Regions from separate parts of the Mus musculus genome. Here region 2 is linked to region 1. A link is a loop called in an ENCODE intact Hi-C map of the cell type or tissue named here. Cell type or tissue: left cerebral cortex. All regions are shown on one strand. Each heading gives the region's core, and the rest is flanking DNA. Links, peaks and the distances in the headings are about the cores only.

Region 1 (16,414 bases), core at 3,360-11,359:
CAAGGGGAGTGCTTTCTGGAGTACTCTGATGCTTGGAGTGCTTCCTTTTCGTTCTTTTCTCCAAATATTCTTGGAGGGACCTGGAGTCTCCTCGGTGTCAGGCAGATTGTCCCTCAGTTCTGACAGTATGGTTCCTTGGATCCAAGCCCACTCCCACCACCTTTCCTGTTCCCCCTGTGGAACACAGATCACCCCATCCCCTAGCCTGGGGCAACTACCTCTGGTGACAGCCATTTTGTCCTCAGCTGCCTCGACTCAGTCCTTTTTCAGATTGCCCATACACATGCTCACAGTGACTCTGTTCTTTGTCCCCACTGGTCCAAATCGGCAACCTGCCTCGAAGGTGAGTGCTTAGTGCTCTGTGGGCTTTTCCTATGTGCCTTCTTAATGATACTTCCTTGGCTCTCCTTTATGCTCCAATGAAACTGTTAGCCTTGGCTTTCCTGAAGTTAATCAAAATCTCATCCACTATATGGTCTTCTGTATCACAAGTGTCAGTGGGTTGGGAAAGAAGGCTAGCAGGTGGATTCTGCCCATTGTCTGGCCCTAGAGACCCCATGATCAATTTAAAGGCTCTGGACAGATCTTCAATAAGACAGCCTTTGCCCAACACAGGGGTTGGAGTTATGAAATCACTTAGTAGGGCTAACACTAAGTGTATGAAATCAGGACTGTGTGAGAAAGCATTAGATGGTAGAGTTATGAAGTAAGAAAGAGCCAAGCTGTCAGGGCTTGTTGTGAATCAAGCTCACTGGGTGAGATTTCTTAGGAGCCCAAAGAAGGGCTACACGCCTTGACCTTTATACCAGCAGAAATTAATGTTTAACCAGAATACAAGGCTAAAATGTAAGGACAAAGAAATGGGTCAGTTCAAAGCATCGATGAGAGTAAGTTGCCCAAGCACCAAGTTCACAGTTGTGTCGCCACCTCCTCTTCAGTTCGCAGAGCTGGACAATCCCGACAACAGAGTGGACCTGTGAAGAATCCAAATTCCAAGCAAGTAAGTAGTATATTTTGTTGGACACTAGTTGCTGAAAAGGCACCATTCCTATTGTGACTCTTGGGCTCCACAATACTGAATGTGTGCTGAAAGGACGGCTCTCTTGAGAACAGGGATTGTTGATAACAAAAGGCTTCCTCTTTGCTGAAGTCTTGGCAAACTTTTCGGTTCTATTGCAGTTGCGTAGTTGGTTGCACATGTGTGCGTACATACAGGCAGGGCGGGAACACCCATGCAGTGGTGACACATGACTTCAGGGAGAAAGTTTAGTAGCAGATAAAGGAGACAGGGCTTCCCCTTCACAAGACCATGCGCAACAAAGTGGCATTAGTCGCTTCATTCCCTAAGCCTGCTCATCTGGGAAATGGCAGTTTTAATAGAACCTACTTTGCAAGGTTCCAGTGAAAATTAAATCCGTGCTCATGCTCCCAGATCTGAGAAAATCCCCTCACAGAACTCTGACCTACCTTAGAAGGACCCTTGCCTGGAAGACGCTCGGGAGAAGGCTGAGGAAGAAAAGATGGTCACATTTGAAGAAAGTTATTTGAGTAATCAACTCAATAATTTTAGTGTATTACTGAAATTAAATGACATTTTACTCCTTCAAGGAACAGTTCGTATAGGAAGCTATTGAAAAGAGTCCTTAAAAACTGTGATAAAGATGCTGGTTAAAGCGTAACTCTTCACAGTTGACAACCTCTGGCAGGTGTGTGTGTGTGTGTGTGTGTGTGTGTGTGTGTGTGTGTGTGAGAGAGAGAGAGAGACAGAGAGAGAGAGAGAGAGAGAGAGTGTGTGTGTGTGTGTGTGTGTGTGTGCGTGTAAAGACTCAGCTTTCTTTAAAGGACTGGCCACCGGGATTTTGGTCTTTCTCCAGTGAGTATATGGGCAATACAAGTGGGGTTTTTGTTTGTTTACTTGCTTGCTTTATGGGGGAGAGGACAAGGGTGGGAAGGTGGACCTGTGAGGAATGAGAGGGAGTGTGATTGGGGTGTGTGTTTGAAATTCCCAACTAAATAATAAAAATATTATGTTGGGGGAAGCATATAATACAATTCTATACACATAGAAGTTCAAACATGCACAAGAGATATTAATACGATTATTGGGAGAAATTAAAAATATGCCACTAGACCGAAAAATTCCAACATATCTTTACTAAATATCACTGTTTCTGTACTCATGAGGGATGGATCCTGTAACCCTGCAAAAATCAACACCCATGAATTTTTCAAGTGCCTTTTTAAAAGTGGTCTACTTAGGTTGCAAAGATGGTTCAGTGGTTAAGAGGACTGACTGCTCTTCCAAGAGGTCTTGAGTTCAATTCCTAGCTACCCTTTGGTGGCTCATAATCATCTTTAATTGGGTCCAATGCTCTCTTCTGGTGTGTCTGAAGGCAGCTACAGTCTGAAGATGAACTATAGTGTATTCATTTCTCTCTCTCTCTCTCCCTCTCCCTCTCTCTCTCTCTCTTTCAGACAGGGTTTCTCTGTATAGCTCTGGCTGTCCTGGAACTCACTCTGTAGACCAGGCTGGCCTCGAACTCAGAAATCCACCTACCTCTGCCTCCCAAGTGCTGGGATAAAAGACGTGCGCCACCACTGCCCGGCCAGTGTATTCATATACATAAAAAAAAAAAAAAAAAATCAGCTGGACGTGGTGGCAATCTGGAGGCAAAGGCAGGCAGATTTCTGAGTTTGAGGCCAGCCTGGTCTACAAAGTGAGCTCCAGGACAGCCAGGGCTATACAGAGAAACCCTGTCTCAAAAAAAAAAAACAAAAAACAAAAAACAAAAAACAAAAACAAAAACAAAACAAAAAATCAATAAATATTTTTTTAAAGTGGCCTGTTTGGCTTTCAACAGATAGTGCTTCCCATACCTGTGAATCATGTCTAGATATTATATAATACAGTGTGAACAGTTGTTAGTACTCTATAGTAGCCAGAATTTGCTATTTTGTGGGTTCTTTTTCTTCTACCCTTCTTCACCCTTTCCCCACCATTTCAGCTCCCGAATACTAGACAAGATAGAAAAAAGGATAGAAGGGAAAGGGGCAACCATAGGTCAACATACTACCTCTAACTGATTAGCTGGGTTGAGCTCCTTGGGGAAAGTTTGATCTTTGCCCTCAGGATATCTAATTTCTTCCTGTTGTTTCTTCTTTGTACATGAATAAACTGTGAACTATCAAAACCAACCAACAAACAACAACCTACCCTACCAGCAGAGCCCTAACATGTACATACCTTCTGAAAAGTCCCCACAATTCCAAATGTCACACAATCCTAGAAACTATCTGCCGCTAGCAAAAATCACACTTCTGCTTAAAACAGGAAGCAAACCTTAGCTGCTGTGAACAAGCTGATAGCCTATATCTAAGATTAAAACAAAAACATATTCTTATAATATTTCTGTGTTATTTTAAAGAAACCAAAATTCTAAAATTGCCACTAGACTTGCTGTTGAGGTTTGATCTTTTGATAAGTTTTGTAATGATAAATACTCGCCTCCAAGGCCTGGTTGCTCCTGGGAAGCAGAGAATCCACACGTGCAATGTGACCTTGCTCCCTAACTTAAAACTATTGGTTAAATAATGGTGCCGACAACCAATAGCTGGGCAGAAGAGACATAGGCAGGGTTTGGGGTTTCTGGGCTTGGGGTCTGAGGAGACCACGAGGAGAGAAAGGAAGTTGAAGAGAGGGGAGATGGGGTAAGAATGTAAAAATAATGGCCACAAGGAGTGGGTAATTGGAGCTACGAGCAGCCCAGACAAAACACAGTAAATCATATAGGGGGGTTATTGACAGGAAAATAAACATAATAGCATAGAGGATAGACATCTGCTCAGCTCTAGTGCTGATTAAGGCTTGTTATAAATTAAAGACCCGGAGTGTCGTTTATTCAAGAACTCAATACTCAAAGGTGGCTAGAAGCTCCCGATTGACATTAAGTGTTTTTCACAGTACTATACTGTTCAGGATAACGGCAAGAAGAAGCACGTGCTTGCTCAGTGAGATGTAATATTAAAAACATTTCTGACACACAGCAAATTCACAGTTGAGGATCCTCTACTCATATATGGGACCTTGCATCTAGCAAACAGAGCATCCCTGAAATCTAACCCCTTTACATCATAGTCAAGTATAAGTGAAAGAAAGAGGAAGAGACTGCGGCCCCAATATCCCATTCATGTTATCAGTGACCAAGGTTCAGGTAGATCCAACCCTTAAGCTTCCACCGCCTCCAAATAACACCATTTATGATGTGGGACTGTGGGGGGAATGGGGGGGGGGGGTGTCTGGGGCTCGTCCCATGTCCTCTGGGTCACTCCAGATCCAAACTACCTGTCAGTCATCACATCAACAGTTTTGAAATCTCCCAGGTTGATTCACTTAAGCATTTATTATAAGAAGAAGAACAGAAGAAAACCCAATACTGAATTCCCAGTTATAATTAATAGCAAAATGTTAGGAGCATTCCTTTCAATGTCAATAGGACCAGGTTACTTGCTAACTGCTTCTAATCAATATTGTCCTAAAGTAAAGGTTTTTCAATATTCTTTAGGAGTAAGAATTTTCGGGGTCAGGTGCCTGAGTAATCTGAAATTTTAGGTGTTCTGGTAGCCACATCTTAAAAAGTAAAAAGTGTATCACTATTACAAAGGAGTGAAAACAAAGACTTTTTTTCCCTTCTTCATATATAATAGTTTTCAATTATAGTTCAATTATAGTTTTACACTAGCATTGTTTTTGACGGGGAAAGGCTTCAGTTTATAAACAATCTATTTTAGCTTGTAAAATAGATTGAGCAGTTATTTGTTCAACAGCAGTGGCTGCTGTGTGTGAGAGCCCCACAGCCAGATGTATCTGGGTCCCCCATAAAGACCAGAAGAAAGTCAAATTGGCACACTCTGAGAAGGTATGACTGTTGACCTGGAAATCCACCTAAATTAATAAACATGATATTAAAACTTTAAAGATAAGTGCCAGGACAAGGGTTGCCCTATAACATGCTGACTCAACCCTATCTGTTAATCATAAACAGTTCCTTTCTCTGACTACCAACCACAAAGACATATTCACATGCCCATGAGAATCCTGAATTCCATGTCTCACAAACGCTTGTCCTGGAACATTCTGTAGACCAGGCTAGCCTCAAACTCTGAGATCCTTCTGCCTCCACTTGCCAAGTGCTGGGATTAAAGGTGTGTTCCACCACTACCCAGCTTTTTTCTTATTTTAATTTTTATTTATTTCAAAACTGCTCACCCATAGTTAGCAAGATGCTTCTCAAAGCTTCCCTCTAGTTTCTAGCTTCTGTAGTTTGAAGTACTAGTAAGAAAAAAAAAATCCAATCTGTCTATCTTTTATGGCTAGCTGAAAAAGCAAATCGTTTAGGAAATCCTTCTGCTCCAATATCATGAAAGTCATGCGTCTTGGTTTCTTTTAGAAGCTTGCCCCTACAGGTCAGAATGGAGTGAGGAGAGAATCCAGCTTTGTGTCCTTCCAAGTAGAGCACAGTTGTGGTGGCATCTAGCACCCCACCCGTTCCATTTTGGTCTGCAATGTGCACCTGTCAATTTTCCACACTGGGGCCTTTTTTTTCACCCCTTCTGGAATCTTTATTCTGCTTAAGTACACACAAGGCTATTTGCACTCCCATGCTCTTTCGTCTCTGAACTTCACTGGTCTTTCTTGGGCTTCTGCTTTTCCATTTCTATTTCAGAGTGAAACATGTGTTGGATTTTTATTACAGTGGCGCTGAGTCTGTTCACCTGTTAGAGAAGAATTCAAGTATTTATAACCCTGGCTGATCCTACTCCAAGCTGGCTTATTTCCATTTAGTCTCATCTTCCCTTGTGTCTCCCCAGAACCCGGCAGAGCTTTTGCCGGCTCTTGTTAGATCCGTTCCTCTTGGTTTGCTTCTGTTGTAAACACTGATCTGTCTGCTTCGATGTTATGCAAAAACTGTGAGTTCCCCCTCCCAGGCGCTGAAAACAGATCCCGGTACAAGATCTGGGACCTGCTGGCCTGACCTCAGTGGCTTTCCCTGTCACCCCATGTCTTTCCCTTTCTAATCTTAAAAAAAAAAAAAATCTTACATCTATGTATTCTCATTCTTGCCCGTCCAACCTGCAATTTACTCCCTGAGAAATGTCAATAAGAATTTCTACACATGAGCCTGAGACACACCCACACACTACTTTAAAGCTCAGAAGGCTCACTTTCACCAAGCACGATCCCCCTGTGATGCCTAGGTGTCCCCAACCTTTTCCCAGGCTATGCCATCACCTGCCTTATTTTGTTGACTGATTTCTTTTTTTTTAATAGAATCATTCAGGCTGGCAAGAGGGCTCAGCAGGTAAGAGCACTGACTGCTCTTCCAAAGGTCCTGAGTCCAAATCCCAGCAACCACAACTACATAGTGGCTCACGACCATCTGTAATGAGATCTGACTCCCTCTTCTGGTGTGTGTCTGAAGACAGCGACAGTGTACTTATTTATAATAATAAATAAATCTTTTAAAAAAGAAGAAGAAAAAAGAAACATTTTATATAATTTGGAGGTAGTACTTCCGTATATGTCTGCATTGAATAGTATTTAAATTAGGTTAAACATGCCTATGTCCTCAAATGTCTGTCTGCGGCTGTGTGATCTTCAGTAAGTACCCCAATCTCTCTGAGGTGTTATTTTCCCATCTGTAAATTGGTGCTGGAGACTCCTTTTCCTCATAAGAATATGGGCATATTGTTTCGGCTTCATGACAGCCTTCCCCACCTCACTGAGGCTTTCTCTAGTTTTCTAGGTTATCTGGAAGGTGTGTGTGTGTGTGTGTGTGTGTGTGTGTGTGTGTGTGTATGTGTGTGTGTGTGTTGCAAGGGGAGGTGTTGTCAGCCTCCTGCTCATTCAACAAGGCTCCCTCCCCAACCCCTGGTGATGGTCCCAGTTGCTGGGGTGCTCCATCTGTGCAGATAGACCTAATCTCCTTACCTCCTCCACTGTGCATATGGCTGCTGTTTGCAATGGTAGTGGAGGGAGCTGCCTGTGCCTGTGCTCTGTGCATTCTACTGTCCTGGAAGCCACTTCCACTGTCTCAAAGGTGCCTTTGAAGAGATCCTGCTGGGGCCACATCATGGAGAATTCCTGACTTTGGACTGTACTCCTGACTCAACTCTGAACAATGTTGTGTGTATATTATATATGCATCTGTGTTTGTGTATATGTCAGTATATGTATATGCCTGGATACATGTGCATTTTATGTGTGCATATACATGAGCACAGTGACTGCATGCATACATTTGTGTTGATGTATGTACAGACATGCATTCACATTTGTGTGTACCTGTGTGTGTGTTTCCTGTGTGCGTGTGTGTGCCTTTCTGCATATGTGTGCTCTATGTACATGAGTGTGTTCATTATCTGTTCATAGGTGTGTGTCCTCTGTGCATGGGTGGGTACCTTCTATGCATGTGTGTGTGCTCTCTACATGTGTTTATTGACTATCCATGTGTGTGCTCTCTGCATATGGATGTGTCTCTATTAATGTGTGTGTGTACTCTGCATGTGTGTGCCATCTGTTTGTGTGTGCCCCATGTACACAAGTGTGTACCCTCTATGCATATGTGTGTGCTGTTTGTGTGTGTATACTTTTTGTACATGTGTCTGCTCTCTTTGCATGTATGTATACTATGTTCATGTGTGTGTGCACTCTGTACATGGATATGACATCTATAAACGTGTGGGTACCCTCTATGCATATGTGTGCACTCTCTGTTTATGTGTATATGTTTTCTGTACATAATCTGCTCTCTCTGCATGTGTGAATACTCGGTATGTCTATGTGTGCTGTACACATGTGTGTGTTCATTCTCTATACATGTGTGCATTCTCTGTACATAACACGTTTTCTGTCAGTGTTTGTATGTATTCTCTGTGCATGTATGCCTCTGGTTCTGATAGAGGCTTCTGCATGGTGTTGCTGTTTAAAGTCAGCCCTTCTTCCACCCTTCCTTCTCTGTATGGCCAAAGCCTTTGTTCTAGATTCACCTGGTAATGTGTACCCTTTCAAAAGAAAACAAATTTAGACCCGTAAGCCCCACTGATTAGCAGAATGCATGGTCTGCCTTTTCTCATTCCTATCCAGTGGGTAAAAGTGTATAGAGCCCAACATGGTTTGGATGGTGATTGGCCAAAGGAACCAGTATTGTATTTTGAAGGAGTTGAGTGAGATTTAGGTTTGGCATTCTCAGTCCCTCACAGCCCCTGTATCAGAATTCCAGTGGATGGAATCCCTGCGGATGGATGAAGCAGGGCCTGAGCCAGGATTCGCCCCTAGAATGAAACCTGGGTTTTGAGTTGCCAGGAGCCATTAGGAGCCCTGGTCTTTAGTCTGGGTTCCACACAGTGACAGGGAACCCAGGACCCACTTCTGGGCCTCTCTCCAGGCCCCATTGTTCCCTCTGCTCTGCTGGGCTCCATCCTGTGGAGCAGGAGGCATACAGGGAGAGGGAGCCGAAGCTCTGGGTAAATAATGCAGAGAAAGCTGCTGATTGGCTTCGGGAGGCGGACACTTTGTCTACATAAATGGCAATCGCATCCTCTGTGTCTTTTAACTGTCACCAAGGAGAGAGAGAGAGCAAGAGAGCGAATAGAGAGGAGGCGACTCCAGCTGCCTGTGAGTACATCTCTTTGTCTACATGGCTCAGGGTCAGACCCCAGCACCCACTGCTGGTAGACAACGACCCTGGGGCTGGAGTGGGCGTCTGTGGTTGATTTTGGTCATGATGTCTTTCTAAGGATAGAGATACTGCTGGTTGAGAAGGCTAAGCATCCAACATGCACAGGTGACAGGGCTGCTAAGGGAACTTCCTGAGAAATTCGGTACCAGTCTCTGCCTGTCTGTTTTGAGTAATTTCTATAGGAGTGCAGCAGAGAATTAGGAACTTCTGATGGCTTTTTAACCCTTGCTATTTGAACTATCGTGGCAACATAACCAAGTGAGTGGACTGGCTTTCGGGAGACTCCTGCAGCTGTGAGATAGAAAGCAAGAGGCAGCTTTGGGACTGCACACCTAGGTGTGCCTTTACAGGTGACAGATGACTAACAGCATCCTCTGACACATTGTAGTAATCTCATTCCTAAAGGGCTGGGCACACAATGGATATTCAGTATCTGGGAGCTCTGTTATAAACAAGCAAGGCAGCTACAAGTAGAAAGGTGCACTCTTCCCTCCACATCCTCTTAGCTCCAGTTTCCAAGGTAACTTTAGTCAAATGACCTGGGTTTTCTTCTTAGTTGTTTTTTTTTTTTTTTTTTTTTTTTTTTTTTCTTCTTCAAAGACTTCCAGTTCAGTTCCTTGTACACAATTTCTTGTTAGGAAACACTATGTTTCTCCTCCAAAAACAGGATCAAAGTAAAGGTGACAATCTCAGGAAAGCTGGCCTCCTTTAGAACTTTGAGGGGTGCCAGAGAGAAACAGACTTTGCTCTGGCTCACCGCAAGCGCAGTCAGAGCCTGCAGTATCCTAGATCAGTGTATCCCAGGACAATGAAGAACTAGCAGGGACAGGGAATTTGAATGTCTGCAGAGAAATAAGACCTTGCCATCTCTGACAGCATCCTTTTCTTTTCCCTGGACACATGGTGTGTGGGCCTCTACACATGGATTGTACTAATGAGATAAGGAAATTTACATTCTCCTTTAAAACTTCACATAGCCAAAGAAGTGTCCAGGGATCTAATTCTGTTTGTTTTCCTCTCTTGGGGCTGTTGATTATCGTGAAGACTTCTCCCTGAACTTTTGCAAACTCATCTTCTGTCTGGTGTTAGGTTTGAGAAAGTGTCCAGGAAATGATTGCTCATTGGTATTTTAGAACAGTCTTAAGTTTCTTTTCTTGTTCCTAGGCATTCTGGCAGGAAGGCCCTCAGGAGGCACAGATGTACCTCATAGGCAAGTAGAGCAGGTTTATAGGGAAGGTTAAAATCCCACTGACTGAGTGGCATGAGGTGGTAAGGAAGTAGGTTTGCCTTTCTGCTGGGACAGGCCCGTGTATATATACCACTTTTGATATATGCAAGCGTATGCAAGCCAACTGTTGCTTCCTGTCTACTCTCTTCCTTCTGAAGGGAGCTCTGCTCTGCGGAGCTGATGTGCAAATGGAGGGAACAGAGGACAGCAGGCTAGCCCAGCCTGTTCCCATGGAGATGCACCTAAGGTAGTAGGCAGCCTGGTGTCTTAGTCCTCCTCCTGAAGCTACTCTTCTGTCCTCCTGTGAGTTAGGAGTGGCAGAAACCTAGTGGCAAGGGCTGGACCACTGCAACTGTACTCGGGGTTGCAGCTAACATCTCCATCAGTCCTGGCAGGAGAGCTGTTGGGGTCCACCTGTGCCTCTCAGGCTACAGAGACAGGGTGGGATACCCAGGTCAAGGGCTGATTGCGAAAAGGCTGGCTTCAGAAGGAGAGAAGACTGCGCCCATCCACACTTGCTGGCTCTGTGACTCGGGTCATCTGTAATAATAATCCTTATCTCACCTTACACGGTTAGATAAGTAAGATACTGTGAATACCATGTGCTTAACAGAAGGTTAGGAAATACCTATTTGTTTGGTTTCTTGGACAATATAATGTGACAACCAAATGTCAATGTATTCTCAGAACTGAATGTGGAAGAGTCTGAAATACAGGGTTCTTAGCAACACAGTGACAGACCAGCAACTGTGCTGACGAATTGAGAAGTCAGTGTTTACCATTGACCTCATTCTTGAGAGAAAATTGAGACTATCAGAAGCGGGTACCAAAGGGCACCAAATAAACCCACAGTGCCAGGTGTCAGTGTTTGCAAAGACAATAAACCAATATGAGACTATTACGGAGAGGCAGTCACTAGAACACAGACTGAGGGGGTCTCTAGCCTACAGGAAAGGCAAGTGAACTGTGAGACTTGGTAAACTATTGGCTATGCTCTGATTTTTCAGATAGGCATATGGAGAAAGTCAAATACAAACAGAAAAAAAAAAAAAAAGAAAAGAAAAGTGATCTCTCAGTCCCAAATGTTATCTTTTTTTCTTTTAACGTCACAAATGTCATGATTTTTTTTCTAGTTTTCTATAGCTTGGGTCACAGCATGGTGATATGATTAGAAATAGTATTTCCCCAGGAGAACAGAGCTGAAAATCATTACTTAAACTCTATACACTGTCAGCCAAGAAAATATTTAGATGCTTCATGGTTACAAAAGAGGAAATAGGAAGGAATCAGTGGCCCCTTTCTCATCTGCAGAAGGGCAAGGGTAGGGAGAACTGGCACACTGTGAGCATCCTGAGCATCATTACAGTTCTGTGTGGAGTGTGGAGTGTGGAACTGTGGGTATCTCACATGTTGGAAATGGAGTTCAAAGGACTGTGGTTTCTATACTTCCAAGCTCATATGTCCCATTTTACTACAGGACATGGTGGTTATAGGAAGTGAGACCTTGTGGGTGCTTTGCTCTGGAAGATGGGAATGCGGTGAACCCTCATTCCTTTCTCCATGGACACTGCAAGAAGCCAATAGTGTGAGCCTGGGATAGGCACCTCGCCTGAAAGCCAATGTGATTTCAGAATCCTAGCGCCTGCAACTTTATAAAACCATTGTTTGTGGGGTGTAAGCCACCTGGTTTGCCATGTCTTCTGCCGTGGCATAAATGGGCTAATGTGAAAGACTGGCTATGGTTACATCTCAACAAGTGCTGTCTAGGCTTCTTGTTTTCCTTCGTAATGAACGTGGCCTCTTACCAACGAATGTGCCTCAGAAGCCAGTATATTATATGCCCTGGGAGGCATTTGGGCATCATGACTGTGCCTGAGGCTCAGGGGATGATCAGGCCTCAAGTTCTGATGCCGCTTTAGGACACTTTTCTAGCGGTTGTCAGGCAATGGGCATTTGCAACATCTGTTAAGATGCTTAGAGCTCATGCTAGTTCAGTGGTAGTAGGAGCCAGAGCCTGAATTCCGCTAAAACGGGACCTTGCTAACAGGGTACTCTGGTTCAGTGGAGTGGTTCGGTTATACTGTTATTGACAGGTGACAAGACATCTAGTGGAAGGTCCTTAGGTCACTAGGATGTCCCTGAGAAGGAGACCGTGGGATCCTGATCTTTTTTTTTCTCTTTCTTTCCTGCCTGACCAGTGGCCAGAAACACATGCTACCCAAAGATAAACCCAAATCAGACATGAGCATACACTTGAGCTCTGAGTGCTGTCTCCATATTCCCTGGCTCTGACTTTTAGAAGATCTGTAGTTAGTGCAGGCTACTTCTCAAGACTGAAAAGGAAATGGTGGGTAGTTACAGACCGGCGGCAGGCTTTCCACTTGATAAAGGGAAGCTTGTGAACCATAGGGCAGAAATGCAGCAAGATCATGTGAGGGAGTGGCCTCTACAGCCAGAAAAAAAAAAAAAAAAAAAAAAAAAAAACCCATGTGCTGCTGCTGCTGTTGCTCAGTGAATTTCCCCTCTTACTTAAAACACTAAAACACCCAAATTTGAGTCTGGTGTAGAGCAGACTAGTCTGTGGTTTGTAAACATGGGAAGTGGAAGCAGGAAGAATAGGAGTACAAGACCATTCTGAGCCTCAATCTAGCCTGGGATGCAGGAGGCAAAGCAGAGAGAGAAAAGGGGAGCAGTGGGAAGGGGAGGGGAGGGGAGGGGAGGGGAGGGGAGGGGAGGGGAGGGGAGGGGAGGGGAGGGGAGGATTCTCACATCCCACCCCCCTCCCCTGCACAATACTTCCCTGCTGCCTAATAAAAGTTTTTCCTGAGTGCGACTGGGCTGCAGGCACTCAGCATGTAGCCTCTTTTCATCCTACCGATGGCACTCCTGGGGGTGTTTTCATGCCTGTTTGCCTTTGCAAAAATTGACAGGAAACCTTAGAAAGGTTGAAGGTTGAAGTCTCCATGGTAATTGAAGATGAACCCTTGACCTTGGATCACCTGACACTGGCACATACCAAGCCCCTCTTGAGTCAATTTTGACTATTCCTGTGCTTCACAGTTAACAGTGGGGGAAAAAACGCTGGCCAGAAAATTCATTTAAAAGCATTTCATTAGCCAGCATCTTCAGAGTCTAAAAAGGCTTAGGGGACTTTGGAGTTTGTTGTTGTTGAGATGAAGTTTCAGATAGTCTTTCTTCAAATTATTAGCAATTTCTCATGGCTAGAAACATTTCTTATGGTTTCGGATGGAAGCATGGAAATGTGAAATGGTAGGCAGGACCATGCATGGGTGTTTGGAACTTCTCCGTCCTTCCCTCGGCCCACAAGACCTTACACCCTGACACATGCCACAGTAGGATGTACATGTCCCTTCAGTGAAGCAGGCTTCAGATCCACAACCGGAAGTCTTCACCAAGGTCCCACAGAAGTAGAATTACTGTACTACCTCCCATTCGATTTGTAAGAATGTAAGTAGGGGCCTAGATTGGACTCTAGGAAACTGGCTATGGCAGAGGAGTCCAAGAAGAGAAATTGCAGAGAGTAAAAACTATAGCCTGGGCATGGTTAGAATGATCTGATCACAGAGCAGATGAGGGTGTGGTTGTGGGTGTCTCTACAGTAGCTATGACTCTACCAGGGATGTGATAAGCAGCTTTTTGAGACATCATAAAAGCACGGTTGGATCCAATATACAATAGAGCAGAAATAAAATATTTACAAGGCTGAACGGATTCATTCATTTATTTATTCACTTATTCTCGGTTACCAAAGGACAACAGTGGAACAGAAAGCTACAACAATAATAACTTCATAACTGAGGGTTGATTGGGGGTTCTTATCTTCCTAAAGCCCATGAGTATAGAACTGTGCTGACCGTCGCTCCTATGATAAAGCATCCAGGGAGGTGCCTGGCTCCCCACACGAGCACCAACCATGACAGGGGTTCCGTGCAAAATCTATGCAGTGCAGCTGCTGCCGAGACAAATCAGGTTGTGTCAACAGAAACCCTTTTAGGGTCTGGAGAAGTGTAGGCCGTTGGCCTTATCACCGTCTACATCTTCCAGCTAATATTTGCCCAGCTCGGAGCCATGAATATCAGACAGCTCCAAAATGAGCGTGAGAGTCTCTTGAGGCTTTGCTCTAAGTACCTTCTGCAAAGGCTTCAGTGGAAAATAATCTTCAAATAAATGACAGGAGGGTTTGAAAAGAATAAGCAGGTATTATGTTACTGTTTGACTAGGAATATTTCCTTCCATAGTGGGCTGCTGCATGCTTATTTGTTTTTCCCTGGCACATCCTGCTTTGTCCATAAAGCTGTGTTATTCCCAGGAGACAGACACCACTGCTGGGCTGGGAGGCTGAGGGCCTCTCTCAGCTTTGTAGAACGTTCAGATACTTCAGCTTCCTATAAAAAGGGATTGCAAAAATGGTTACTTTTAAAGGCATAGAAATCACACGTGAGGTTCAAATCATAAGGGGGAACTTGTGAGATTTTGACACATAGAAATTAAATCTCCTGCAAAAGCTCTTCATTCTGAGTCTTAAAAGTCAGAATAAAATCATCCCACATTAGGTCAGACAAAAATGAGGAAAACATCACAAAACATAAACAAGCAGATATGAGGGTAGAAGTTTTTTTGTAATGTGTTAGGATCCTTGCAATTAAATAAAAAACTGCCGGTATTTAGTGGAAGATGCAGTGAATAAGCAATTCATAAATGAAGAAATCCAGACGTGAAAGCAACATCTGAGCACTGGTTGATTTCAATAGTCAGAGGTAAAAGAGAACCATTCATGCTTAGGAGACAGGTTAAGTTTAAAATTAACCTCTGTGACTGTGTAGCACTCCCCATCAAAGGAGAAGCCTGATAAAACAGTGTGCTCAGAGAAATTTAGCAGTATAATGTAAAAACACTAAAGCCATATATCTCTAGAAAAATTGGTCCTAAAGAAGTGATCAAATGTTTTCCACTTTTCGGACTTTTTCAGTTTTTTTTTTTTAGTGTGAAACAAAAACCTGCAGAACAGGTAAGAGGCTTGCTTTAGAGTAATTATCAAAAGCTGCTAGAATACTTGCCTGTAATTCATAGGGAGCTACAGTTCAAGACCTACAGAGGCTCCCTGAAGCTAAGGGCAGAAATGTACCCTACGCATATGTACCTGGGCGGAAGCTTATTTCACAAGTAAGACACAGAAAGAAGTTAACGATAGCGAATATGCAACGGGAAAGTTATTGCGTTAGTACAAGGCTTACTTGGACAAAGAACTGCTGTGTTGGGACGACTAACAGGCAGGTAGTATATACAGGGGAGAAACACTGAACTAAAGGATGATTTATGTACAGGGTGACACAGAACAGGAAGGCACAGATGCCATTATGCTATTCAGATGAGTGCACAACTTAAAAATTGCAAGCCCTATATTTTCCATTCAACGTTTTTGGGTTGCAGCTGACTGCAAGTAACTTAACTGAAACCTCAGAAGAAGAAAACCGAGACAATGGGGAGCTACTCTAACTGACAATTCTTAGTAGCACTGTCCAAAGCTATTCCTATGCATCTATTCAATACAATAAATTGATAGTGGCGGGACTCTCATTACCAAAACAAAAATCTTGATTTTTTATTTTCAGTTAAGGAAAACGAGGGTTAATATGGTAGCAATTTGAGAAGTATGTTGGTGTATAGCCACTAAACATGAGTCAGGGTCTGTACGAATAGGTCATCTATTGACCCTGAACCTCAGCTCTGCATTTTGCCGTCCCCCCCACCCCCGCCCACCTTTTCCCACAAACAGAGCTGGAAACAGATAATGATGGTAATACTCAGCAAAGGAGGGGCACCGCCTGACTGTAGCCAGGTCCCAGTGCGTATGTAGTATGTCATCGTGAGAAGGCACAGGACAGAATGCATTTACCAATATGGTTTCCCTCCCGCCTCCTGTTGGGCTGTAATTTATAGCTTACCTTATGTATCACCATTGTCTCCTAAGCACTCTTGGCTGAAATGTGCACCCAAATGGTAACTCTGAAATGGAGGCTGGGTCATCTTTAAATCATGCCTGTGTGTAGTCCCTTTAGTGGAGAACACTGGAGGAAGGAAAAACCTGATCAGGTACGTTGTCCTTGGATACCAACTATCTCCTAGCTCAACATTAGTCAGCTTAAACCCAGTTTGACAAAGAAGCCCTGCCTGCAAAGCGGATATTGCTAGCATCTAATCACATGTATCTCATCTCTTTCCACCCTTGGTATCTATCTGATCCAGCTTGCTACTTCCCAACCCCGAGACTAACTCCTATGCTCTCAGTCATTTTTCTTACTCACTGGGTTTAGTGGGTGCTATCATCATTGCCCTTGGTTGTTTGGTTAGAGTGAGAGACACCTAGGAAATTGATAAGGCACATGTCTTGGTGCGTATGGGACAATATTACCAGAAACTCTTGGAG
Region 2 (16,414 bases), core at 4,792-12,791, 47 kb after region 1:
ATATTTTAAAGTTTTCACTTTTAATTGAAAATAGAGTTATTTTTGTATGATATATTCAAATCACAGCTTCCCATCTCTCATCTCCACCCAAATCCTCCACCTCTCCACCCTGCCAATTCCACACATTCTTTTTTTCTGTCTCAAGAAAACAAACAGGCAAATAAAAAAAGACAAGAAAGAATAAAATGAAATGAACAAACTAACAAGTAAGAAAGAAAGACCATAAGAAATGCACACACACACACACTCAGAACACACACACATACAACACATAACACACTCATCTACCTTAAAAACACAAAATCACAAGCCATAATATAAAAACAAGAGGCCAGTAAGACTTAAAAAAAAAAAGTCCAAACAAAGCAGTATTAGACAAAAAACCAAAACAAAACAAAACCAAAAAGAAAGAACGAACAAACGAAAGAAAGAAAAGAGAAACAAAGACAGATCACAAAAATTGTATACATACACATACACACATTCACATACAGACCACACACATAGTCACACACATACCACACACACCACTACACCACACACACACCCCTACCTTAAAAACACAAAATCAGCTGGGCATGGTGGCGCATGCCTTTAATTCCAACACTTGGGAGTTCGAGGCCAGCCTGGTCTACAGAGTGAGTTCCAAGACAGATCTATACAGAGAAAACCTGTCTTGAAAAACCAAACCAAACAAACAAACAAACAAACAAAAACACAAAATCAGAAGCCGTATACAAGCAAAAAGACCAGTAAGGCTTAAAAAAAAAAAAAAAAAAGTCCAAACAAAGCAATAGGAGAAAAAAACCCAAAAAAACAAAAACAAAAAAAACCCTCCAAAAATACCTTTGAGTTCATTTTTATTTGCCATCTGCTGTTAGGCATGGGGCCTGCCCTGAAGTGTGTTTCATATATTCAGTGAGACTCCTTTGGAGAAACTAATTTTTCCTTTGCAAGCAATTTTTTAAGTGGAGATAGATCTTTGGCCAGAGATGGGAGCCACCCCTCCATCTCAGCTCTGGCATCTTGTCTGGTTTGGATCTGTGCAGACCGTGTGCGTGCTGCTGCGGTCTCCATCGGTTCATGTGTGTATCAGTCCTGTTTTGTCTGGAAGACACTGTTCCTTTGGTATCGTTCAACCCCCCTGGCTCCTACAATCTTTTTGCCTCCTCTGCCATATAGTTCCCTGAGCCCTGAGGGCAGGAATTTGATGAATACCTCCCTTTTAGGACTGAGCAGTCTCTTATTCTCTTCACACTGTCCCATTATGGGTCTGTGCATTAGTTCCCATCTACTACAGGAGGAGGCTTCTCTAATGATGGTTGAGCAAGACAGTGATCTATGAGTATAGCAGAATGTCATTAAGAGTCGTTTTATTGCTCCATTCCTATAGCTGAACAGTAGTGTTCAGTTTTCCCCTAAGTCTGTGGTCTCAGATTCTTGGCCACCCAAGCAGTGTCAAAAGTGGGTTCTATCTTGTGGAGAGTGAATTTTTCCTAGTATTTTGATTTGAGGTTGTTGGAACCCAACCTAAAATCAAACCTCATATACAGAGGGTCAACTGTATTCATGTGCTCAACTGAAGAAATTGGCTGAGGGGAAACGCAGGAACATTAAGTGAACACTGCACAGCTCATTCAAATAAAGTCCTGTATTTATTCAGGAGGGGAGAGAGAAACACTATTCCATTTTTTGAATTCTGCTTTAAAGACCCAAATTGCAAAAAAATATATTAGAGGATACTGTTGCTGTTTTGCAGACAGAAACCACAGATATCACCAGTCTGATGCGTTGGCATAAAGAGAAAGGTCACAGTTCATTCATGCATTCATACATTTAACAAATGCTTGTGTCTCAGTGTACCTTGTACCAACTCTGAGGATATCTGACCAGTCACAGTCTATTTCCTCTTGGAATGGTTTCTTGCAGTAAAGATACAGATATGCCTAGTCTTTGCACCATTTCATGATAACTACATTTACAGATGAAAGTAGAAGATGCAATCAGCTTTGAAGAGGATCAATAATAATGCCTGTTGCTAAGCAACTCTATACTAGAGGTTGGACAGGCAGGGACTCATGGTGCCTTGCATTTTTGATTAGAGAATAAGGACTGATAACATTCGTCAGGGTTAAAAAACACAGCCTTTTTGGAACAGTACAAATGGTTTGTTATTTCAACATGCAGCTTGGGACTATCCAACTGGGATACACCCTCCTGCCCCAGATGGGGAAGGGGTAGTAGCTAGGCCTTGTCTTAGTTTTCTAATGCTTCTTAGTGGTCATAAGTATTTGGTGTGTGCATGTGTAATGGCCACATGCGCCCTCCTGGGATAAGGGTGTGTAGCCTTCACTATACCTCAAGAATTTCAGGCTTCTCGAGCTGGAGACCCACCCCCAAGAATAAGAGGCATACTTGGCAGAGTTTGAGCAAGAAAGCTGACTCTGTCCTTCCAGGGACTAGCTTGAGTTTTATGATAAAGTTTTTATCTTTCTATTTTCTTCATGATAGTTGGCTTCTCCAATAAGCCAACTTAATAACATCAGCAAAGGGCAATGCCTGCGAGGCATATATGTGAGGAGAAAGGGCTGGTGGGGTTCGGACAACAGGGGAGGAGGTCACACAGGCTCTGTCACCAGCAGGAAGGCTGCAGGCTCTCAAGATAGAGGCTTGCTCTGCCTCCTGCCCCCTCCTGCTACACAAATGTGATTAGGGCTCTGCAGAGCACACTGAAATCAGGTTAGTGGCACTGAGTGATGCTGAGCTGGGGTAATCAGAGCCTGGAGCAGAGCAGGTGCTAGCTTTAATATGGCTTCTGAGAATGAGGACAAGCTGACTTGTAGCTCCACAGCACGTGGACAGGCCATTAGAACACTGCCCGTGCAGCCCACTTCACTGTCCTTCCTTCCTGCCCTCCAAAGGTGTAGCTATTGGTATCGCTGTTATTCTGTCCCTGCCTGTGTGCTCTTGGACAATAAGATACTCTGGCACCTTCCTCAAGTTAAGTATGAAGCAGGGATTGTAAGCCTATCTAAGGTCATTGTGATGAGGTCTCCAGAAACAGCCAGCAATCGGCCCTACACCAACAAAGCACTAAAACCAGCCACTCATTTTTAGTCTCCATCAAGGCTCCTTGCAGAACGAGGCAGAAAGCTATTGTTTATGCACAGTTGTTTCGAGCTCATTACAAAGAAATCAATAATTGCTTGCAAATTTAAGAATCAACGTTTATGTTTGACCACAAGCTCATCTCAGGCGATAAGCAGTAATCATATTTGGCAGACGTCCCCCTCTAAACTCTGTGCACTCAGTAATAGATAACAGCTGATTTTAACAAGCAAATGTTTAACATGTATGAATTTAGCAGCAGAAATTGTTGTTCTTAGGCCAATTAGTGTTTAGAGGAGAAAATGAGATGGAGCGAAACGATTGCTGCACTGCAGATATATCATTTCTAAGAGACACAAAATGGAGACAATAATGCAGTATTAATATTTCAGGCCAAACTGTGTTTACTGAGACTGCATCATTTTACCCCGAATAACACAAAGTGTTTTAAGAGTCATATGATGAATCAACCCAGTTAGCCGGATACCTAAAGCAATGCATTTTAATATTCAGTTAAATATCAGGATCAAATTACAGATACCAGAGAAAAATCACCGAGGCCCTGAGGCCCACGACATGACTCATCTTGTGCAAATGAGGCAAGTGTGGAAAATGTTGATGCATGAAGTGAAAAAACTGATTGAGATATAGGGGAACCCGAGGCTCCAGGGAAACCTGGAGCCTGAGAGTCTGGAAGCCCACTGGTACCTCTCGTACCAGGATTATCTTGGTATGTCTCCCAAGGCAATACAACTGAGCTTCACATCTAAGGCTTTTATATTCTCCTCTCTCTCTCTCTCTCTCTCTCTCTCTCTCTCTCTCTCTCTCTCTCCCTCACAAACACACACACACACACACACACACACACACACACACACACACACACTTGTTTTTTGTTCTTATGAGACAGGGTCTTCTTTTTTTGAAAATATATTACATTTATTTATTGTGCCCTGGAAATCAAAGCCAGGTCATCAGGCTGGTGGCAAGAGGCTTTATGTGCTGAGCCTTCTTGCCTGCCCTGAGATGCTCTTCCTACATAGTCTAAACTGACATAGTCCAAACCTGAGGTCCAGCTGCCTTCACTCCTGAGAGCTACAAGGGCAGACCCATGTCACCTCTCCTGGTCCTCATTGTCTACTTTTCTGATGTTCTGACATCGTTGGGCGAAGATGTCCCAAGAGGGCTTACCTATTATGAATCAAGACTAGGTGGCAAATCCACCACTCATATGCCTCTGTGAGATTCTCGTGTCAGGGGGCTGTCTCCCTGACATATTTACCTTGGAACCAGCCAGGTACCAAATCATTACAGGCAGTCTAAGCCACTAAAGTTACCCAAAGGTGCCAAGAACCTCCCACAAACACAGACTTCTAGATAAGCAGCAGGACTCTGGCAGTCAGGTGAGATACCCACAGATGCCAGGTTACCTGGAAAGAGAGCTATGATCTCACTGGGAGGTCGGTTTGCCTTTCAGGGCAAACTATAGGTGGTCATCTGTAAAAGGAAGCCAGAAAGGCCTGGAGATATGAATTTGGGTCCTGCAGTGTAGTCAACATTATTGGAGAGGGGGACTTGACACAAGGGTGAAAACATTGTTCAAAGAGTGTGGTGTAGCACCACTTCTGGGGAGACTTGAACAATCACGCACCCTTGGCATTTGGCATGCACTTGACATAAGGGTGTATGAAATTACATGTTTCCATCAAGCCTGAGGAGAACACTCACTATCCTAACAGCATGATCTCTGCGAACCCGTTTTCATAAACAAGATTGTTTTTCTGATCACCTGGTGTCAGCTCAGCAAATACATTTCTGCAACAGCTCCATGTCCAACAAAGTGCAAATTACAGAGCAAGGACATTGAAGCACACACCTGAGCAATGTTCTGGTGTGTCTTAACTGACCCTACCGGTGGCTCTCCGAGAACTATTCTACTCACGCTTGCATACATCTTATGTGACCTCAGTGCATGTCCTCTCTGGTGTGCTTGCTCTGTGTTTTATACACATTCACCGCCACCACCACCAAACTGGGGAGGGCTGGGGGGTCTAAATTCTTTATTCTATGGAAACTATGTTCTTAGTGCCGACAGATACAGCTGACAAAGGAATATATATAGTATAGGAATAACTACCCATGTGACTGAATTACCTCTTTTTGACCCAAAGCACCGTACTCTGGAAATCTTTTGTAAGTCCAGTATGGGCGACCATCCATGAAAACCAGCAGTTCCTAGCCTCACAGCTCAGAGCTCAGATTTGTGTATATTTATGGTGTGTGTATGTGTGTAACTATTTCTGAGGAGACTTGAACACGAATGTACCCACCCCAGAGTGGGAACACATGACAGATTAAAGCAAGACCACCATCAAAGTCCAATATAGTGAACCCATGAGTTTTACTGAGTAAGTATACTACTCACAAGAATATGGGTGAGGGGTTGGTTACAGGAATAGAAATTACTCAAGGCAACTGTATCACCAAAGCCTCCCCCAGCTTAAATGACAGCTGGAATCCTGGTGCATAGGGAAAGCAATAGGCTGGAGTGTCCTTTTCAGGTAGTTCGTTGGTCTGAGCCTCTTCCTGGCAGCTCATCTTGTCTGAGAGTTCTCTTAGAAGTCCTTTCTGTTTATATATGCGTGGAGATGGAGGAGCCTATTGAATCTGGCCAGTTTTAAGGACTTCCTGAAGCAATTGAGTTGTTTACTTCCTGAGCTTAAAGAGCTTGTCTGCAGGGTGATATGTTTGACTTCGCCTTAGAACTTCCTGTGTCTTAAGGAGCATCCCTCCAAGATGGATAGTTTTATCTTGGAGAAAATTGCTGCACAGCAGCGTGTGTGTGTGTGTGTGTGTGTGTGTGTGTGTGTGTGTGTGTGTGTAGACCACAGGAAGACATTGGTGTCTGTATTGTGTTCTCTACCATACATTTAAAAAAAAAATTACACACACAGACACACACACCCACACACACATTATGGGTATGAGTGTTTGGCTTGTATTTATGTATGTGTACCATGTTTGTGCCTGCTACCCACGGAGGTGAGAAGGAAGCATTGGATCCCTGAAATTGGAGTTATTGACAGTCTTGAGCAGCCATGTGAACTCTGGGAAGCAAATCTGGGTCTTCTATGAGAGCATTAAGTGGTCTTAGCTGCTAAGCCATCTCTCCAGCCCTTCTACTACTCTTTTAGGCAGGATCTCTCACTGAACCTGAAGCTCACTGTTTTGGCTAAACCAATTGACCAGAAAGTCCCTAGCATCCACCAGTGTCTGCCCCTCCCGTGCTGGGTGACAAGCTTGTGACACCGTGCCTGGGTTTTATGTAGGTGCTGGGGATGTGAACTCAGGTGCTTTTGATTTCACAGAAAGCACTCTGACCCAGTGGGCCATCTCCCCAGGCCACAGTTCAGACTTCTGTTCATAGGTTTCTTCTCTTTATCCCGTTCGGTATCAAACGATTAAACACACATTCATGGGTTTCCATCTCCATGTAAACATTCATTAGCATTGTACCTGGGCTAACCACTGGCTGCGTTACAACAACAGCAACATGGGAAATAAAAGGGTTGTTTGTTTTTTACCTCCTAGGTGGTCGCTACACTGGGGACCACATCCTGCTGTTCTTTTGACAATCTCCTGGAAGTGGGTCCCATCTGTAAGTATCTAATTCACTCTTCTTTTTGAAAAGTATTCTTGACATGGAGTGGAAAACAAAACAAAAACAAAAACAAAGCTGGGCGGTGGGGGCGCACGCCTTTAATCCCAGCACTTGGGAGGCAGAGGCAGGCGGATTTCTGAGTTCGAGGCCAGCCTGGTCTACAGAGTGAGTTCCAGGACAGCCAGGGCTACACAGAGAAACCCTGTCTCAAAAAACCAAAAAAAAAAAAAAAAAAAAAAAAAAAACCAAAAAACTAAAAACAAGACATGGAGTGGGGAGTTTATCCAACCTTTCACTTTGAGGGATGTTCATCATCAATAATTCTAACCATCATGATTGGCATATCTCGTGTTATATTTACAACAATGTAACCCCATTGGCTTAAATTCACAAACTCAGAGTTTGAGTTAACTAAACAACGGCTAAGCTTAACAACACCAATATATTATGAAAGGGAGAAAGTGTCCAAGCACTTTGTGCTAATATAATGTTTAGGATATGGTGGCCATATTAAGGAAACTAAGCTCTTCAACATTTGGAACAACTACCCCCACTTGAAGGTCCTGTTGCATGCGTGACATACACACAGCATGAATTGTTTGTGCTTGAATCCAGTCTTTAGTCACACCCACTTTAAAGTATCTTTGTTTTTTTAAAAGAAAATAAATTACTGTAAGCCAGAAAATGTTGATGCATGTCTTTAATCCCAGCACTTGAAAAGCAGAGGCAGGCGGATTTCTGAGTTTGAGGTCAGCCTGGTCTACAGAGTGAGTCCCAGGACAGTCAGAGTTGTGTTTCAAAAGAAACAAAGGAAAGATAGACAGGCATAATTTATTGTGCTGTGCTATGCAGTGTGACATTTTCAGTGAGGGTAAACACCAGTTAGAATGCCATGTGTTACTTCTGAGATGTGTACAAGCAAAACAAAGCTTTCCCAATGACTGCCTTGTGGAATGATAAATTTCTCAGACATGCCCATCAGTAAGGAGCACATAGCTGTTCATATTGATTTAGCAAATCAATGCTTTCAAGCTAAACTTCTACAAAGAACACTCAGTTTCAGATAATTTCCTGGGCCTCATGCTTGCCTCCTTCCTCCCTAGATGAGGACATTTTGTCTTTCTCATCGAGACTAGAATTCTGTTTTAGCTGCAAAATGAAGAAATGCCTGTGTTTCCAAAGTTTCACCTTTGATGCGAGCTCTGGGAACTCAGCAGGCCTTGGAACTGTTTCTAAGGCACCAAGGATATATCAGCCCATGAAACTCACCCTTCTCTGTTCCTCAGGGATGTAAAGGCTCGGGTGGAGCTGTCCCTAGCAAGCTCTCTGACCTCAGCCCTTCGACTTGTGCCAGACATCACGCCACCTGCTTGGCATTTGGCTTCATTGTCACTTCGTGTGGGCCAAGCACGTTTCCCACCTCTCCTAACCCCTGATTTACTTGTGGTCTCTTCTTCGGAAAGACTTCTTCTCCCTTGGGTCATTGTTCCCTGGCCAGCAGGAGACAATGGTGGATGTGGGGGCTGGCCATGACCTTAAGCGGCAGGGAAGCTTAGAGCTTACAGCTGCATGTCTTAAATTCTGACCTTCATTTTCCCCTATCAAAAAATTGGAAAGAAAAACGGTTCTCATAATGGTAAAACAGTATTTCCTTCACAGTGCAGCTCAGGGGAGTTCTTGCAGACAATAGGCTGTAGGAAAGGCATGTACTGCGTGTAGTACATGCTTGTACTGCCAGGACCGTGAGGCTAATCACCAACCGTGAGAAGTGGGGTGGACACAGCCTTGCCATTCACTCAGGATTTGGCTCCACCTGTTATGAGCTATGGCACAGCTGTGATTATTACTGGCTAACGGCAGCCACACACAGCAGGCTGAGAACACACTGAACTAGCTGGCCATCCGCAGTATGGCTGTACTGTGGGCCTCGTTAGCTGCAGACCTTCACAAGCTCAGCCAAGCAAGTCGAAGTCCTCTGACTCAGATGTCAGGCCAAGGACTGAATGTCCTGGCCAACAGCCGGCTGATGTCATTCCCCAGGGCTATCAGATTTAAAGCACCGAAGTCTTCTGCCAGATAGAGACTACACGGCTGCTATCCCTGAACTCAATCTGGCTCCCCACAGGAGCAGGAAGATGACAGCCAGCAGGTGGCCCCTGCCATTAATGCTCACAGTGCTGGATGAGCACAGCTCAGGCTGCCCTGCTGTCCTGCAGCTCCCTCTGGCAGGCGGTTCGGGTGCTGTGGGCAGAGCCCGATATGCACTTTGCAGTTTGAGTTCAAACCCAGGGATTGCTCTTAGGACAGTGTTGGGGGTGCTAACAGGCCAACACCTACCCCTTTCATGCATGGCCAGTGTTCATCAGGGCAATAATACTAACTGGTGGTAGCGTCTTATAGTTAAGCCTTTGTAACCCACCGTCTCTAAGCCAATGCCTTTTGTTTGCTGGGGGTGGAAGGCGATCAGCGTTTATTAAAGAGAGAATAAGTTATAGCAGATGGATAGGTGGCAGCCTTAGGTACACACATGGGGACACTGAGGAAGGGGAATAGGTATACTATGGCCTGCCACAGCTTCATCCCAAGGGACAGAGGGGCTTGCAAGGAGGTTGTACGCCATGGTTACCCTGGCCTGACTTCTGCATAATGAGGCATCCTTTTAGAAAATAGATTGTAGTAGCAACAGGAGGCCAATGGCTTTAGAAGCAAAAGGTGGTGGGTGTGGCCTCAGTGGTAATGTGCCTGACATATGTAACTCCCTATATCTGGCTGTTGTGTGTTCATGCTACATCCACATAACTCCTACATGTGTATGTGTGCTGGAGAGCCTGGATGATGGGGCTGGTCTTAGCCAAGCATGTAAGATGCAGAACACAGAGGCATTGTCAGTACTGTCTCCCTTCCCCTTAGGACCAGGAGAAGCCCATACAGAAGCTTCTAAGGAGCATTTGTGAGTTCTTTCTTGTTGGAGTTTGGAGTTGATCCAAGTTGCAGACTTCTCAAGGCGGTCCTTGCGACTGAGTACCCTTGTTTAGACACTAGCTACAACCTGAGGACTCTTCAAACTCCTTTAGACCCCATAAGCTGCTAAAGACTCTAAAACTTACTGAGAACTGTCTCACAGGGATGGTTGAAGATTAGAGATTAAAATCAGCCAAGGAGACACACAGGACAGTCTTGAAGTGTGAGCACACACAGCTTCTGGTGAACTCTGAGGAGTCACAAGGGCATGAAACACTCTAGCCGTATATAATATATAACTATATGCTCTGAGTAACGACATTCCCCTAGAAGGCAAGGCTCTCTAACCTTTTGCTGCTTGTTTTTGTGTAGACTTGGTCCTACTCAGACCCTCCTGGAAGCCCAACTAGAACCTTTAGAGATCAACTCCCCCAGAAGTGAAAATTGCCTGGTGTCTCCATCACTAATCATAGTATCAGACTGTCTGGGGCCAAAGCTCCAGGAAAAAAGAGGTCTATAGGTCATCTCTCAAGAGCAGAGGTTAGATTTTGCACGTAAACTTGATTCATCGTATAGAATATTTTCCTACCTACTGAACCAGGTTTATGGGTGACACATTCTAGAGTGGCTTTAGCTGTTCCCCACTTAGTTGTTGAGACTCAGAGTGAAATGTCTTTCATCTAGGTGCTAAGAAACAAGCTCTGAGATACCTAGGGGTGCAGCCAAGTGGCCTGTTTTCTTTTCAAAAATCATGCCCTTCTCTCAAGGATGGAGGATATGGGATAAGCAACAGAAGGGTGTGAGAGAAAAAAGAAGCCTAAATAGCCTTCTAGACCCTAGTTTCCCATGCCAAGGTATGAGGGTTTCTTGTGGTTGACCCACGAAAACTCTCCATCTTGTTTTGTCTCACCCCTTCATCTGATATCCTGAACGGAACATAAACAACGGCATCTAAGGAGCTATGTTAGAGGACTTCAGCCGAAAAAGCAAATTCTATAAATAGAGGTCTATGTGGAACCCAAGCAGCACCCATGGAAAACATGACATCATCTTGTTTCAGTCCATTTGGGATGCTCCACACAACACCACAGACCCCAGAGTGTGTAAATAACAGGAGTTCACTATTTAAACGTCTTGTGTGTAGAAAGGCAGGAGTAGGGCACTAGTTGATTTGTTGCCTGGCTAATGGGTAGCACTTTCTATGTATAATCACATGGTAGAGGATACGAGCAATCTCTCCGGTGTCTCAGGATTCCACCATGATGATCTGGTCACTTCCCAAAGCCAATGGATCCAAAGGATTTAACAGACATTCAAATTACAGTGTGTCTTGTCTTACAAAGGAGTATAAAGCTCTGCCAGTCTCATGGTTAATCTGAGTGATGGCTGTGATGACCATCCATCACTCATATCCTGTTGCTCCTTGGGGAGAGTCTTGTGTTATCCTAAGGCTGTGTCTCTTGCTGCATCCCACTGTGGGGCAGGGGAGGGCGTGTGAGCACTTGGTGAGTCTGACACCTTCACCCTTGCTTCAGATGACTTGGGTTTCTTGTTGTATCTTAGATTTTGATGGTGTTCTGGCAGAGTGGTATCCACAAAGTTTATGATTCATTTGACCTTGACTTACCAAGAGGTTTAATTTGAAGAATAATTGAACCAAAGCTTTGGAATGTTTCTTACATCCTTTATCAGCAGAATTCACAATGACTTGTTTTTCCTCCCAGCACACACATTAATGATCATCATGTATGGAAAATCAGGGGTGGTTGGGTCATTCTGTATGAATACAAGGACAGCAGGCTCTTCACCTGTGCAGGGATAGCTGCCTGCTATCTTCTCTGTAGCCTCAACCTTCCTATCTTAACTACCTCGTGACTATATTTGGTGCTTGAACTGTTTCTCGTGGTGTGTTTTTCCTAGATAAGATACAAAAAAGCATTACTCACCTCAGACAAGAAACTAATTAAAGGCCCAAATTAACAACTCCACAAACATCCGGCTTGACTGTACATCGACTGTATTGGGTTATTTACAGGCATTTGGGTGAGAAGTTGCTCAAAGGAACAGGGATTGCTCAAGGGCAGCTCCATCACTGAAAAACCAAGCCCAACTTAACTGACATCTCACAGAAGCTGCACCCTGGAGCTTCCAGCATAACTTGTAGGCAGCTCTTCTGGACAGTCTCCTTTCCTTAGCAGCCATTGTTATTAATATAACTTTGGGAGGCTGGGTAGAGTGGGGTGCACATTTTATAAATTTTGTAAATTTCAGAAACTACCAGAGATCGTTGAGTTTGTTTACTTCCTGAGTCTTCCAGAGGCCTCCCTCTGGCATGGAATACTTGTTTCAATTTATATATTACTATACCATACATGAAAATTCAGGGTTTGTTTTGTTTTGTTTTGTTTTGTTTTTTTGAGACACAGTTTTTATGTGTGACAGCCCTGGCTGTCCTGAAACTTGCTTTTTAGGCCAGGCTGGCTTCAAACTCATAGGGATCTCTGCCTCTGCCTTCCAAGTGCTAGGATTAAAGGCCTGTGCCTTTAATGCTCTGCTTGAAAATTAATAATTTTCACTGACTTCTAGGTGATAGAATAGGCAATTTACGAGTATTATTTAATGTATACTCAAAGCTGTATCTACCACCCTTACCCTCAGAATAAAGCTTAGGCTACATGACTAAGGGCACATATATGCTTGCCGAGGAGGCTTTCTCATCCTCAAAGAATGTGAGCACTCTATCTTTAAGGCTCTTGTGTGTGGTGGTGTGGTGGGGGAGAAGGTTAGTGATGATTGTCAACTTGATAGGATCTGGACTCTTGTAGGAGACACACCAGGCACACCAGTACCCTAATTTAGATTAGATTAGCTGCTGGCCAGACCTTTAGAGGATTATCTGGATTAAGTTAATTGAGGTGGAAATCCCACCCTAAAGTGGTAACACAATTCTCTGAGTTAGAGTCCTGCACTTCATTAAAAAATAGAAAGCTAGCTGAGGGCAAATAGTTGTCATTTTCTGCTTCTTGGTCATGGATTGACCAGGATGACCTGCTTCAAGCTCCCATTGTCAGAACTCCTCTATGTTGAACCTCGTAAAGCCAAGTAAAACCGCTCTCCTTTAAGTTGCTTTTGTTAAGGTATTTTATCATAGCGAGAGCAAAAGCGGGAAAATTTAGTTAGGAAGCGTAAGTCATTTATGACACAAGCCAACGGTAGTTTAAGATAAATTACCTAAGTTTGTGGTGGACATGGAAGAGGCAGAACAATATAAGTGTATGTAGGGTTCTCTAGAGGAATGGAATCTATCAAATATATGCATTTATATCCTATACACACATCTATACACATATATGTTATAAAAGTGGGATGTATTAGATTGTCTGCAATGGCTGCCTCTATGTAGAGACACAATGAACTCAGTCACTGCTCAGTCCAGGAAATGAATGCTCCAGAGGCCCACTCTACGGCTGAAAACCCAGATAACTGAAAAGTTTCTGGTATTGAGTCCGTGGGGGAAGGCCGAGGAAGCTGGAGTGAGATACTAACAGAGAACAGCACCAAGCGATAAATGCAGCTGATTAGGAGATACCATCTGAGGCAGGAAGGTGACCGTGTTTTTCCTGGGACCTCTTTCTATGCATTGGAAGGTGCCACCCGCTTTCAGTGTGGGTCTGCCATCCTTGGTTAACCCTCCTTAGAAACATCCTCACAGACACGACAAGACCTTTGCCTTTCTGAGTGATTCCAAATCTGGCCAAATTGACCACTAAGACCATCAGAGTATGGGTCATGTGTCCTAAGGCTGTTTCTGAAAGGAGGACTTGAAAAGAGGTAGCAAATACAATGAGGGAGTGCACTCACGGTGTGTGGAATGAGGTGGATGGAACTTAGAAGAGAATGTGGGTAAGCACAGTAGGGGAGCTATGCTGGCCTCAGTACTATGTTCAGTGGTGGCTTGTGTGTCCCCCATTTGCTAAGCACTCTCTGGGCAGCTGATGTGTTGGCCAGCTGTTGGTATCTCTGTCTTAAGTTTTAGCCCCCTGATGGGAGGGTCTTTTGGAGATCCAGCTATTTGTTCCACAAGTACTATTGATAAGCTATATGTAAGTGGTATGTATGCTAGACGCACAAGGTTGGGGTATGTCCAGAGGAGAACTCACCTTTCCCTTCTGATGTTAGGCAACCAGGAGGGTGTGTGGCTGCACATTGACGCTGCTTACGCGGGCAGTGCCTTTATCTGTCCTGAATTCCGGTATCTTCTGAATGGTGTGGAGGTGAGTAAGCTGTTCAGTGAGGTCTTTTGTTTTTGCACTGGGAATCAAACCTACTGGCCTCCTGTGTACTTGGCTACCACTGAGCAACACTGCTACCCAAGGTCATCAGTGAAATCTCCCTGTGTAAGATTTGGACACCCCAACTCTTATTGCTTCGGTTTATTTCAGCAAACTACTTTCTAGCCAGTTGCAATGGTTATTAGAAATGAAATGCCCCCGGGGAGCCAGGAACTTTAATCAGGGAATAAACGTGTGTACTGTTGTTGCAGAGGACCTGAGTTTGGTTTCCAGCAGCTACTCCCATAACTGCAACTCTAGGACACTGGATGCCTCTGTCCCGTGCACTCCTGCACTCCATACATGTACCTAGACTGTGTCCCCATACACATAATTTTTAAAAAATGAAAATTAACTTAATAAATACAGTACCTCAGGATAGGGGCTGAGGACATTCCAGTCATGCAGCCTGACTTTTGAAGCACTCCTGAGGCAGACAGCTATTTTCCAGTTTGCTACAAATCCTGGGTAGAGCTGTGCATCATAGGTTAGACTTGTACATATAAAGCCATAGAAAAATATTTATGAGTAAAATAAAATTGCTATGCATTCCAGTCAGACAATAATTTAAAACGTCAACCTGTAATCCTCTACGATCTGGCTCAATGAGTTGCTCACGTTCTTCTCATATACCTGAGTAAGATGGGCAGTCACAGTGGCCAATATTCCACAGAAAGTCACCAATGCGTTCTAAATGTCCCGTGGACTCTTCTGAAAATTGCAAAGTGTATCCTGTAACCCCAAACGAAACTCTGTCATGAGAAGTAACAATCAAAGCAGTTAGCCAAGACTCTACTCTCCCCAGAGCTACAGAGCATAAAACAGTGCATACTTAACAAACTTAACACAGATGGGCCCTGTGGTCCATCTTTCCAGACGTGGGCAGAATTCTACTGTTGGGCTATCCACAGGCTAGGAAGCTCTTCCACCTGGCCACTAGCAGATTCATGTCCCGAAGAACCCCAAGAGGCCTCCTGTAGAACAAGTGTGTCCAAGGGGGGGAGATGCTAAGTTTGCGGAGTCAGTGCTTTAGCCAGACAAGAATTGCTTTCTTCTTGGAAGAAGAGGTTTCCCGAGGCTTCACTTTATAAGGGAGGCTGGATCAGCAAGCAGGCTTCACCCTTCCAGACTGGGATGGCTATGCGCCCTTGGGCAGGTCAGGTATCCTCCATCTATCATAAAGTAGATTTACCAGTGATGACTCCTTTGTGCGGTTAGCCTTAGGAGTGGCTGCGTTAATCACACTTAAAGGGTTTAAGAAGAGTGTGGTGCACAGGAAACTGAGCACGCATTAGATGCTTTCATTATTTTTCACCAGGGCTTATAGAAAGTCCCCCTAAACCTCTTTCTGCTTGCATGTCAGGCTTGCCGATCAATTTTCTAATTACTGTTTTGAATTCACATAAGACTGTAATAACAGAAAAGCGACTGTCAAAGGTATGGAATACAAATTGTCCCATCTTTGAAGAGAATAATCCCCCTTCTTGCTGGTGAGCCAGCAGCATTGTGGTTTCTATGTCCACCACAATCACTCACTCTCTTACGCAGTCAGTAGTCCCTTACTGAGTATTTCATACATGCTAAACTGGAATCCATCCTTGGAGGTAGAAAGAGGTAAAAAAGATCACTAAGTACTGGGGTTTGTGTTAACTCGTGGGAAGCTCTGATCCTATGACTGTAATGCCAAACCCCTCACTAGTTTTGTGGATGTTTGGGTCTCGGAAATGATTGATGGTGTGTGACGTTTCTAAACCAAACTCCAACATCCAGTGTGCTCCAAAATTTGAAACTTCCCAAGCCCTGAGACCATGCCAAAGTGGTAAATTCCATCCCATGAAGCTTTGTCTCGTACATAGAAATTTAAAAAACACTTAGTAAAATAACCTCCAAGCTGCGTCTTGGGACACTTACATTTCATGCTTAGGTTTGGGTCCTGTGGCTAATACTTTACCCTGTATGTGTAAATACTTTTAAACTTAAAGAAGCATTTCAGATAAGGGACAAGAAACCCATTTGACCTTCAGCATAGTGGAGGCAAGAAGGGCCACACTTCGCCTATGCCTTTCCTGTAGTCCGGCCTAGGCTCTAAGTTTGTGAGTTCAGATATCCGGTTTAAGATTTCCTGATCTACCAGTGCTCATCTTCGGCCTGAACTGACAACTCAAAAGTTTCACCTTTCACAGAGGGGTGCTGGACAGTCAGACCACCAGGGCGATGGGCACCGCAGCCAGATCCTATCAACAGCAGACACCATTCACAGCACTCACAGGGACAAGGACTCGCTGCAATTTTTCCTCCATTAGTGGTACAGCTCTTCCTTGCCTGGCTGAGGGCTCGGCTGCTCCGTGGTCAG

What was found. Hi-C counts contacts between places; a loop is a spot of excess contacts. Peaks named below come from ENCODE experiments on the same cell type or tissue, not always from the same donor. Only the 100,000 strongest peaks of a DNase experiment are listed, where the experiment ranks them.
Region 2: a loop joins it to region 1, with 2.1 times the contacts of the local background. A loop is called at or near these places in 5 of 42 quality-filtered maps.

Annotation. Positions count from the first base shown.
Region 1 is chr11:11,882,598-11,899,011 of GRCm38, reverse strand. It overlaps Ddc (dopa decarboxylase), which reads left to right and starts at 868. Exons shown (of 15, transcript NM_001190448.1): 1 at 868-1,000. It overlaps 1700042O10Rik (RIKEN cDNA 1700042O10 gene), which reads right to left. Exons shown (of 4, transcript NR_045178.1): 3 at 15,933-16,055; 4 at 13,691-14,372. In left cerebral cortex, for the core only: no CTCF peak of the experiment used is centred there; a DNase peak (open chromatin) is centred at 6,958; H3K27ac peaks cover 1,406 bases.
Region 2 is chr11:11,836,988-11,853,401 of GRCm38, reverse strand. Ddc (dopa decarboxylase) reads left to right here. Exons shown (of 15, transcript NM_001190448.1): 7 at 6,700-6,766; 8 at 13,910-14,004. Gm51937 (a long non-coding RNA gene) reads right to left here. Exons shown (of 2, transcript XR_003949848.1): 1 at 16,329-16,414; 2 at 7,587-15,233. Among named protein-coding and RNA genes, the nearest start is that of Gm51937, 8.8 kb to the right of the region's middle. In left cerebral cortex, for the core only: a CTCF peak has its summit at 8,973; a DNase peak (open chromatin) is centred at 8,847.